Regions from separate parts of the Homo sapiens genome. Here regions 1 and 3 are each linked to region 2. The links are chromatin contacts, found by Hi-C or POLR2A ChIA-PET in ENCODE. All regions are on one chromosome and are shown on one strand. Each heading gives the region's core, a stretch centred on a gene start or an enhancer-like site at or near the end of the contact. The rest is flanking DNA. Distances are from core to core; before and after follow the strand shown.

Region 1 (3,298 bases), core at 79-2,578, 520 kb before region 2:
GACAAGAACCAGGAGCAGCCATGGGCACAAGGACAGAAGAAAGCAAAACTGTGAGAACATCTTTCTCCTCTTCCTCCTCCTCCCTCCTTCCCTGCTACTTCCCAACCACTAAGTCAACTCTCCCACCCATGTGGCTAATCTTTATTTAACAGTTCAAGGAAATCCCTATATCCTGGACTAAGAATTTATAACTGCAATAAGTTTTAAATTGGTACATGGATGATCAAGATGTTTTGAGTAGATGCTGCCTGCGTGGTCCAACCTTCAGTTCCACTCTCTTTCCACAAAACAGAGGGGCTTTGAGAGAGTAGGGGACTGTGATCAACAGTGTTCTGAAATGCTGCTGCAGACTACCTGCCCCTCCAACTCCACCATACTCAGTGACAAATGAAAGGTACTCAATAAGCATCTCATGAGTGAATCCACTGGCTGTCAATGGCTAACAGAATGTGCACCAACCTTCAGAAACCAGAACAATAAATCCAGAACTATAAAAGAAACATCATACATATATGACAATATAATTTATATATATAAACAGACTTTTTATTATATAGAAATCAAGTTACTTGAAGAAAAGAAAACGGTTCTGTTTTTACCTTTATACAGCCATCAAAAATATCAGTTTTCCACGAGAGGCCAACTTTTCCAATAAGAGGTAGGTGTTCTCTGTTATTTTTTAAATGTATAACAATGAGCTTCACATGTCCATTTTCAATATTTCCTGAAAAGATATAAGATTGTTTCAATCACTGTCTTCCAGTGCAAGATGACAAACCAAGCACGTTCAGTCGGCGACTTTATAAGGATACCTCACCCTGGTAAGCCCTGGCCTCAGCGATGAGGGCAACATGGGCACAGCAATCCCAGCCTCTGGCTTGAGGCCAGAGTGATGCATCTGTGTCCCAGAGGCAGAAACATTAACAAGTGCCCAGAAAGGTGATGTCAAAGGTGAGTCAGGGGAAGCTGGCTGAGGCGAGCCTGGATAGCCACCTGTCACTGATGGAAAGGTGGTCGCTGAAGGAGGAAAGGGTTCTTCTGATGTGGGTAAGCCAACAGTGTTGGAAACCGATATCTAGAATTACACAGCTGAAGAAAGCAGGTGCAGAAATGGCAAAGAAACAAGGGGCTGGAGAGCAGGCGAACATGAAGAGGAGTGGAAGAAACTCACATGAAATAAACCAACACCTCTGCACATGCTTGTAACTGAGTGAGAGTCCGTGCACATGCCCACCTAGCTGGAGGCCAAACCCTGGCCCTCTGCTGCCAGCTCCAAGCCAGCTACTGGCAGCCTGGCCACACGGAGGAGCCCTCGCACCCACACAGCACACTAGCCCTGCTGCCACAGGCCTCTTGTGGCAGGGAGAGCCGCAGCACCACTCGGTCTCACACAGACACAAGCTTCCTGGTTCTGTCTGAACGCACCCTGAGAAGCGACCATCAGTTGCTTCTCACACAAACCAACCGACAGCAACACAACTCATACCCGAGAATTCTCCAGAGATGGAAGTCTGAACAAAGGGAAGATGCAAGTCACAGGGCAAAGCAAACAGAAAAATCATGGAAAAGAGCAAATGTTCTCCAGCCCTGGCCTGGTTATTTCATGAGACAAAATAAAACCAAAGCCAAGCTGCCTTGGGAGCCAAAGCTCTGCTCTAGAAATGTTATACAGTGTTCTCCAACTTCAGTGTCACCAGAAGGTTAAAGCCCACACTTTGCCTGGGGCCTCTTTTGTGACCCAGTAATATGCTTTAAGTGAAAGAGGACGCAGAGGCAGGGTTTCCAGCCCCGCAAACGGGAGCTCCTTGCCCAGATGCCACACTGCTGGTTTCTCCACGTCTTACTTCTGTTCCAAGGACAGAGGCAGCCCACATTTTCCTCTCTAATGCTGAGTAATTAGCAAGAGCTGTGTAGCTTCCCTTCCACTCTCCCCAGGCATAGGAAGAAATGCCAAATGACACGGACCCTTCCCAGGCAACAGCTCTGCTGTCACCTCATCACCTCGTCACCTCAGCAGGGCTCGACGGAAGCAGGGAGGAAGTGTATGAAAAGCGAGGCCTCAGTGGAGGCACAGTAATGACATTCTGAATGGACCAGATGTGACTCTGCTCTGCCCTGCACTACTGCAGCCACGTGCAAAACCAAGGGAGGCCTCTGACTGGTGCGGCAAAGGCAGGCAGCCGACGGCGCCTACAGAAAACCAGGAGCTCATCTTCCACACAGCTTGTCCCCAGGACACGGCAGAAAATGCACTCCAAATACAGCAGCCAATAACGTCTCAGTGGCAACTGCCTGAGCTAATAAACCTCAAATCCCTGTAGGAAGCAGAGACTGTTATTTTGTTATTACCAGGTATTCTCCCACTTCAGAACAATTATAACACTGTGGTGTCTCCAAAGGTCAGAGCTCTTTCCGCCAACCCTCTGTAACCACTTATAAGACAGAGAAAGGTTAAGCTCTTCCTACATTTAAACAGTCTGCACATGGAACAGATGTGTGAAAGTGTGTGTATATAAAATAGGTGTATTTTTGAGTACTTATTGTATACCAACCACTGAGTTAGACACTTAACAGCTTAGAAGAATACTTTAACACCTTAATAATAATATTAACTGGGTAATATAATTTTCTGAATTCATAGGTGATAAAACTGATGCAGAGAGGTTAACAGTAACTCGCCCAAGGTCAGATCCCTGGTCAACGGCAGAAACATGATCCAAACCCTGTTCTGTGTCCAGAGTCTATGTTACAATAGAGTAAGAAATATGCAAAACATAGCACTAATTAATTACTAGCCAATAATTTATAATGCAGATTCAGATTCTCATGTTTGTTTTCATACTACTCCCAAGAGAAAAGCCTATTTATAAATTAGCAAGCAGGATACACTGGGGAATCACTATGGCTTCCCAATACTTGAAGTAATGGCTCAGCCTATGAGTCCCACAGCCTCTGCTCCCAGCCCTCCTTATAAGCCGGTCACTGGTGATGCAGGCTCCTTCAGTGAGACACATGTGTTCCTGTAAACCTGGAGTCGGAAATGAGCATGAGAGGAGGAAGAGAACGGGAAGAGCCATCTGCTGGCAGAGGCAGTGGCAGGGGCCTGCGCCTCAGGCGGGCAGGAGCAGAGGTTCTGAGGCTGCTAATGGTTACTATACTGCTGATAGTTTCACAAGAGAAGCCACAGAGCATGGCTTTGCATCTATAAACACAGAGTGTGGCTCTCCTAGAGAGACTATGAGCAAGTATAGCCTTCATTAAATTCCCGTGCTCCTTAAGTCATTCAGAATAAACTCTG
Region 2 (3,277 bases), core at 318-2,817:
TACAAAAAGTTTTCTATGAACTATTTAAAAAGGTAAGGAATTATCACTCGAATGTATTCTGATTTAAACTGAATTGTGTTCGAATTGGCCTTGAGTGACGATTTGGCCTAGAAAGCCTATCTTCAGAACATCACACACACACAAAAATCCAATTACTTACAATGATTTTTTTGAGACGGAATCTCGCTCTGTCGCCCAGGCTGGAGTGCAGTGGCGCAATCTCGGCTCACTGCAGCCTCCGCCACTGGGTTCAAGCTATTCTCCCGCCTCAGCCTCCAAGTAGCTGGAATTACAGGCTCGCACCACCATGCCTGGCTAATTTCAAATTTTTAGTAGAGACGCGGTTTCCCCAGGCTGGTCTCAAAATCCTAGCCTCAAGCAATCCACCGACTCGGCCTCCCAAAGTATTGGGATTACAGGCGTAAGCCACCCCGCCTGGCCAGTGATCTTCCTAAACAGAAATCTGATCACATAACTTCCCATTACAGAGTCTAACCCTAACCCTGTGCCTACAACATAGTCAAACCTCTTTAGCAAGGCAGATGACCTCAAGCAGGATTTCACTGCCTCTTTGTCACAGCACTTAACAAGCTGTGATGTATTTATTTTTATTCGTCTACACAGGTCTTCCCTACTAGATTCTGAGTTTCAGAAGAAAGGCCTCTAACTCGAGGTTCATGAATGGACCTGCACAAGGGGGCGGACGGGCTGAAGTCCTGCCTTTTTTTTTTTCCAAAAAACCCGTATGCTGTGCCGTTAACGTTCATAAAAAAGTCCTTGTCGAACGTTTTAAACAGCCAAGGTGTTTCAGCTTTAATAAAAGCTGAAAATTTGGCAATACCAAACAGGTCACCAAGCCACAGTCCGCTTCTTGGCCTCCTCTTTGGTATCAGAGTTCGGCTAGCGGCTTCCTGTGGCCTCTTAAACAAGGACCTCATTTTGGGAGCCATTCGAGAGATTTTTTCTCATCATCTAAAGTAGCATTCTCGCCTTGCACAGCTGAAAGTCATTTCTCGAAATCGGAGCGCCAGAAGCGACAGGAGCCACTCCAGGCCCGGGGGAAGCGAGCAAAGGGGCAGCGGGCTGCGTTTGCCAACGTAGGCCTCTCGGGTCCCGCGCCGTTCTGGGCCTTCTCCGTGTTTCCGGCGCCGCCCTCGGGGTCCCTTACAGAGGGCGGGAGGCGGGTGGAGAGACGGGGCAGGAAGCAGGCGGGATCGGCCTGGGAAGAACCCGTTCTGGGACCCTCTAGAAATCCCAGACAGCCCTCCCGGGCTGACAGCGCCTGCCTTGGAGCCCGACGCGCTCATCGAATTTAGATTGACTCCTTCGGCTCTCCGTTTTCCTTCTCTAAGGGAAGGGTGGGACTTCCTATTTTATCTCTTAGCGGCTTCCGGCAAGAGCTGATGTGTTAAAAACAAGACAGCACATGGGCCTGCCGGCCACTCGGATAAAAAACAAGGAACTCGACCTGGATTGTACTAAACCAGTTCCAAGATTCTGTTTTTCGGCTGTGGCGTCCGGCGCTGCATCCACTACGGAGTCGCCTTGGAAGCCACCGGAAGTCCTTCGACGGAGAAACAGGATGTCCCGCCTCTTCCTCCCAAAGGGAAGACGGTGAGCCGGAGGAGTCAGTCAGAGGGGCGAGCAGGAGCGATTCCGTCGCCAAACAGGTAAGTTATTCTCTGGCCGGGGCGGGGGGTTTGGAGGCGGGGACCGTCCAGCGTCAGCGCGGGGCCTGGGGGCGGTGGCTTGAGGGCTCGAAGCCGGGCGGCTGGGCGCCCAGAGCCCCGTCTGGGCCCTTCGCTCTTTCTCCTCCCCCCTCCCCCCGCCTCCGCCCCTCCCTGTCGCCTTCCTTCCCGACACCCGCCCAGACTCACGCCCGGACACACACCCTCGCTCGTTCGCTCACGCTGCCTCGCCGCCCTCCTCCCCCAGGCCCCAGCTGCCGCCCTGCCCTCTCACCCGCTCGCTCCGCAGGCCGGTCCCGCGGGCAGCCTCGCTCCGCGCCCTTGCGCGAGCGGAGCTCTTGTGGACACCTCGGGGCTGCGGACCTAGCGTGGCCTCGGTTTCCCCTGCCGGGTTCGCCTGTCCGCGCAGAAACAGTCCCCCGTTCCTTCGGGACGCACCCCTGCACCGAAATCGGGCCGTTCTCGCGTGCCCGGGTTGCTCTCAAGTGGAAAACAGATGCTCCCCTAGCTGCACAGCTGCAAGCTTTAGCGTCTGGTTTCCAGCAGGGGCTCCCTGGACCGCCCGCCCACTCTCGTGTCACCCCCAGGTGCCCTGGCTGCGCCGCTGCTACTCGCGCCTTCTTCCGTTAAGCGACGCTGGTGTGGGCGGGCGGAGGGCACACAAGTGCGGTGGCCGAAAGCACCGCGGTGGCAGCGAAGGGTCCTAGCCATTCCCGACTTCAGCTCGCTTTGCGCCACTGCGGGGAGACCCGCGGCTGCCTGACACCGCTGCGGGCAGCAGTGGGTTTCTCAGTAGATGCTCACCTCTTTCCAGCCAGCTAGCACGCCCTGGGTGCTTGGCCTCCTTCTGGAGTTTAAGCTGGTGGAGGCGGGGTGCAGTGGCCGCTGACCTCTGTCGGTTGCGCTGGGTTTTGAGTAGCCATTTATTTCATTGGGGAGTTTTGGAATAGGACATCCCACATCCGTGGACACACATGTAGAATACTTTTATAAGTAATTACAGTCTTAATAGTGATTTGAGTTACAGCTTTGCAGTCTATGCCTGGTGACATCCTAGTCGTAGTATGTATCTGTTTTGTGGTGAAGTGCTGGTCCATTTAGAACACTGTAGACAGGGGCCCTAACATATACTCATCAGAACCTTATTAAGAAGAGCTTATATGTCATTTGGCATACTCACTGTGCTTCATTTAGTACAGCAATCTTGTGTAGTAGGAATTATTCCCTTTTTACAAACTGAGACTCACTTTGCTATATACAAAATTACTGCTACTGGTACAAGGTAAAGCTTTCTTCTTGCGTGACATGTAAGGCAGGTGTGATAATTGCTCACAACACAGTTGCTACTGGTGCATTTTTTTTTAAACTTTATTTCGGAATAAATTAAGATTTACAGAAAAGTTGCAAACAATAGGACAGTTCCATTGGTACCTTTTAAGCAGAGCAAAGTGGCTCCACTTCAAAAACACTGGTTCTTGCTTTATGCCAAACACCCTTCTAGGTGTTGGAAATAGTAATATACTTCCCTAGAGGATTTTGAGATCTGGTTGAATAGACACATAAATAAATATATATAATACCTTTTTCTG
Region 3 (3,096 bases), core at 57-2,556, 650 kb after region 2:
GGGGTGATGGCTTCAGTTCTCTGTGTGGGGGAAGAAAGCCTGTGGCCTTTTTTTGTTTTTAGGCACAAAGCTAGTTTAATTGAAAGAATAATTTGATTTGCTGCTGCTACAGCAGAAGAGCTTGAGATGTGGCAAATTTTCTCTCCTTTCACCCAAACTCAAGAATTTAATGCTAGCAGGTGAACTTCTGAAGGCTGCTATCAAGTAGACAGAGACAATAACTGTCTTAAAAGCAGAATTTTGTCAATATTTTTTGCTGTGGGCCAAAGAACATTCACAATAATGGAGTACTAAAGCCCTGCTTGAAAATGCTGTAGAGGGAGCGGGAGTGGAGGATTTATTCCAAGTTTGAGCCTGCAGTGTTTTGGTGGTATATATGATTTCTGAATAATCTTTTTGCTCGAGCAAATGGAGGCACCCAGATATAATTTTCTGTTCAGGAAGAGCATTTGGTAGGCATTGCTACCCAGGGTTGCTGAACTGGAAGTGCCCTAGGCTGTAGTTTCTTTTCAGTTGCCGCATCGACCCACCACCGACCGTACACCTTCACCAAATGCCAGTGTTTTCTGACAGATAAAACAGGAGGTGGAATGGCCAGGAGCAGGCCATGCGGTCAGGGCTGAGGCGGTGGGCCTGCTGCTGGGAGAGGTACCCCAGAGGGCCACACTGCTCCTGCCAGGGGGGGCTGTGCCTCTTCTCTCAGTGAGTGGAGTCCCTTTGCCCTTGGTTTTAAATATGCCATTTCACCATGCTTTTGTAGAAAGTTGGTTAAACAGCAAATTGCACAACCCACAAAATGTAATGGCCTTTATGACTTAAAACAGATGCTAGATTCAGTTGCGTGAATTGCCTTGCCCCTTAAGTTATCTTACTTTGAAAAGAACGATTCCCTGAAATTTCACTTTGGAAAACACTGTTTCCCTCATTCTGCTTATGAGAACTGGTGCCTACATTTTTAATGCTATTGCAGTAAAGCGATTTTCTGATATAGATAGAGGTGAAGCCATTTTTGTAATTTTTCCAGTGTTCTCCGTATTTGGTATAATTAGAAGGGAGAGACGGAGGAGCAGTCACACACTCATATGTGAGCACACACACACTCACCCACAGCAGAGAAGCACAGCTTTGTCCTTCTTTTGAAGTGTGAAAAATATCAGTGACCTTATCATTAAATATACTTGTTGCTGTATTTATTTGAAATGTTCAGACCTTACTTTTTTTTTTTTTTTACTTCCTGTTCATTTTAGTGGGAAAGGGTGATAGCAAAAGATTTTATTTATTCAGAGCCACAGTGCAGGCAAAGTGAAAGTAAATCCTAGGCTTCCGGTGCATTCAGAAACCACAGTAAGAAAGCACTGTTTTCTCAAATATAAAGATAAGCGCACTAGCCAAATAATTTTTTTGAGGAGGTTGGAACAATAGAAGCCATCTAGAACTATTATTTGAGGCTATATATGAAAAATATATGTGAGCTTACAAAAATGTTTCTCATACTGGAAACTGTATCCATCAGGCAGACAAGACTTTCATCATGTTTATAGACAGTGATAGCAATGTAGCTCTGTCATAATATCAGTGGCCTCAGTAATTGTATTCTACTTCAAGTATAAGGTTCTGATTCTGGCGCAAGTTAATAATTCTGTTTTTACTGAAGACTTTTTCCCTTCAGAAATATCATATGATGAAGTTGCCTGTGGAAGGTGATCGAAGTGTATTCACCCTCAGGTTCATCTGGAAAGTCCTAGACTGTGGCCCACATGTTTCCTTCACGCTCACCTTCGTGTGTATTTCAGGCATTACCTTGTGATTGTTTAGATACTCTTATCATTATACATAATCCAAGGGTTATTTATCGTAAGATAGACTGAGTAATGCTGAACTCACAAATATGGGGCTGAAAATGTAAACACATTTTTGTAAATCCAATTGACAGTTAATTGGCCCACATTAATGGAGAGTTGAAGTGAAAGAAAATAGAAAACCACAAATTTCTAAAAGAAATTTTTCCCCTCATTTGGAATCCATTTTATACGTTTATTGGAAGCTAATGTTTCAGTTAACTATGACATATAGATATACGTTTACTTGCCTAATTATACTTGCTGTTAACAATACATCATGTGTTTGCCTGTGCGTCCAGCTTTGCGAGTGTGATGGTTTAATTACCCTCTGTGGTGTCTGCACGCTCTGCTAAGTCTTGTGTGGGGGAACGGTTAGAAATAGCCGCAGAGGCAAGGATTTAGAAGCTGGTGTGCCGTGAAGCCATAGGGTCACCCACCAGCAGCAGTACCAGGCGAGCCACCTCCGCGTGGGAGGAGGCCCAGGTGTCTGCTTCCTAACGCGGGGCCTGAGCCGGGCACCCTGGGGTGGAGAGGCTTGGATGGGAGCCCCAGATCTGGGCCACTGTGGTCCCTGGGCTACTGGGGGAAAGCCAGGTCCTTCACCGCCCTCCTGCCTACCCGGGGCTCTGGGCTCCAGGCCGTGGCTGCTCTCTGTCCCTTGTCCCTGCGGCCACCCAGGCCCCACCTGCTACCCGGGCAGGCTGCTCAGACACACATCCTTCCTAGTGGTCTTCCTGCAACTCCTCTGGTGGAGACCCCGGAGCCACACGGGTTGAGAGCCCTGGGTGCCTCGCCTGCCCCCACGGGGTCCTGGGGAGAGGATCATGCCCTGTGGCTCTGCATCGCTCTCACCCCTGTGGCGGGTGGGGGCAGCTGGCCTTCTCCCTGCCCTACCCCTGCAGTAGGTGGCGCAGGGTGCAGGCGGGTGGGTGGGGGGAACAGATGACTTCCTCCTCATCTAACTCCTGCAGTGGATGGGGGTGGCTTTGGTAGGGGGGAAGGGTAGGTAACTTCCTTCTCATCTCACCCCTGAAGTAGGTAGGGGCAGGTGACCTCCTCGCCATCTCACCCCTATAGTAGGTGGGGGATGCATGACCTCCTCCCTACCTCACCCCTGCAGTAGGTGTGTTGTGTGGGGGTGACTTCCTCCTCCTCAACTCACCCATGCAGTAGGTGGGGGACGTATGACCTCCTCCCTGCCTCACTCCTGCAGTAGGTAGGGGTGAGGGTATGACTTCCTCCTCCTCACCTCACC

Evidence for each region. Hi-C counts contacts between places; a loop is a spot of excess contacts on that map. ChIA-PET counts read pairs that join two places held with the same protein, here RNA polymerase II (POLR2A). Pooled maps may share reads with other maps.
Region 1: a map of naive thymus-derived CD4-positive, alpha-beta T cell shows a loop between it and region 2 (9-fold over the local background). The contact joins the enhancer-like site here to the promoter of ZNF407-AS1 in region 2. A Hi-C loop is called at or near these places in 1 of 168 maps with a recorded cell type or tissue (naive thymus-derived CD4-positive, alpha-beta T cell) and 5 of 50 pooled maps. POLR2A ChIA-PET finds 5 or more read pairs at or near these places in 5 of 52 experiments (CD4-positive, alpha-beta T cell, CD8-positive, alpha-beta T cell, activated T-cell and 2 more).
Region 3: a loop to region 2 is called in a map of naive thymus-derived CD4-positive, alpha-beta T cell, with 5 times the contacts of the local background. The contact joins the enhancer-like site here to the promoter of ZNF407-AS1 in region 2. A Hi-C loop is called at or near these places in 1 of 168 maps with a recorded cell type or tissue (naive thymus-derived CD4-positive, alpha-beta T cell) and 10 of 50 pooled maps. POLR2A ChIA-PET finds 5 or more read pairs at or near these places in 3 of 52 experiments (CD4-positive, alpha-beta memory T cell, activated CD4-positive, alpha-beta memory T cell and activated naive CD8-positive, alpha-beta T cell).

The regions. Positions count from the first base shown.
Region 1 is chr18:74,081,328-74,084,625 of GRCh38, forward strand. It overlaps FBXO15 (F-box protein 15), which reads right to left. Exons shown (of 10, transcript NM_001142958.2): 9 at 600-724. Among named protein-coding and RNA genes, the nearest start is that of FBXO15, 65 kb to the right of the region's middle. Within about 2 kb of position 1,329, at least 6 of the 41 ENCODE cell types and tissues checked have a DNase peak (open chromatin) inside an H3K27ac peak, as active enhancers do; they include CD4-positive, alpha-beta T cell and CD8-positive, alpha-beta T cell, where a contact is called at or near this core.
Region 2 is chr18:74,596,268-74,599,544 of GRCh38, forward strand. It overlaps ZNF407-AS1 (ZNF407 antisense RNA 1), which reads right to left and starts at 1,568. Exons shown (of 2, transcript NR_024484.1): 1 at 161-1,568. It overlaps ZNF407 (zinc finger protein 407), which reads left to right and starts at 1,603. Exons shown (of 9, transcript NM_017757.3): 1 at 1,603-1,670. RefSeq lists enhancers at 1,379-1,588, 2,379-2,598 and a silencer at 1,689-1,988.
Region 3 is chr18:75,246,650-75,249,745 of GRCh38, forward strand. The region is part of intron 1 of TSHZ1 (teashirt zinc finger homeobox 1); the gene reads left to right. Among named protein-coding and RNA genes, the nearest start is that of TSHZ1, 37 kb to the left of the region's middle. Within about 2 kb of position 1,307, at least 14 of the 41 ENCODE cell types and tissues checked have a DNase peak (open chromatin) inside an H3K27ac peak, as active enhancers do.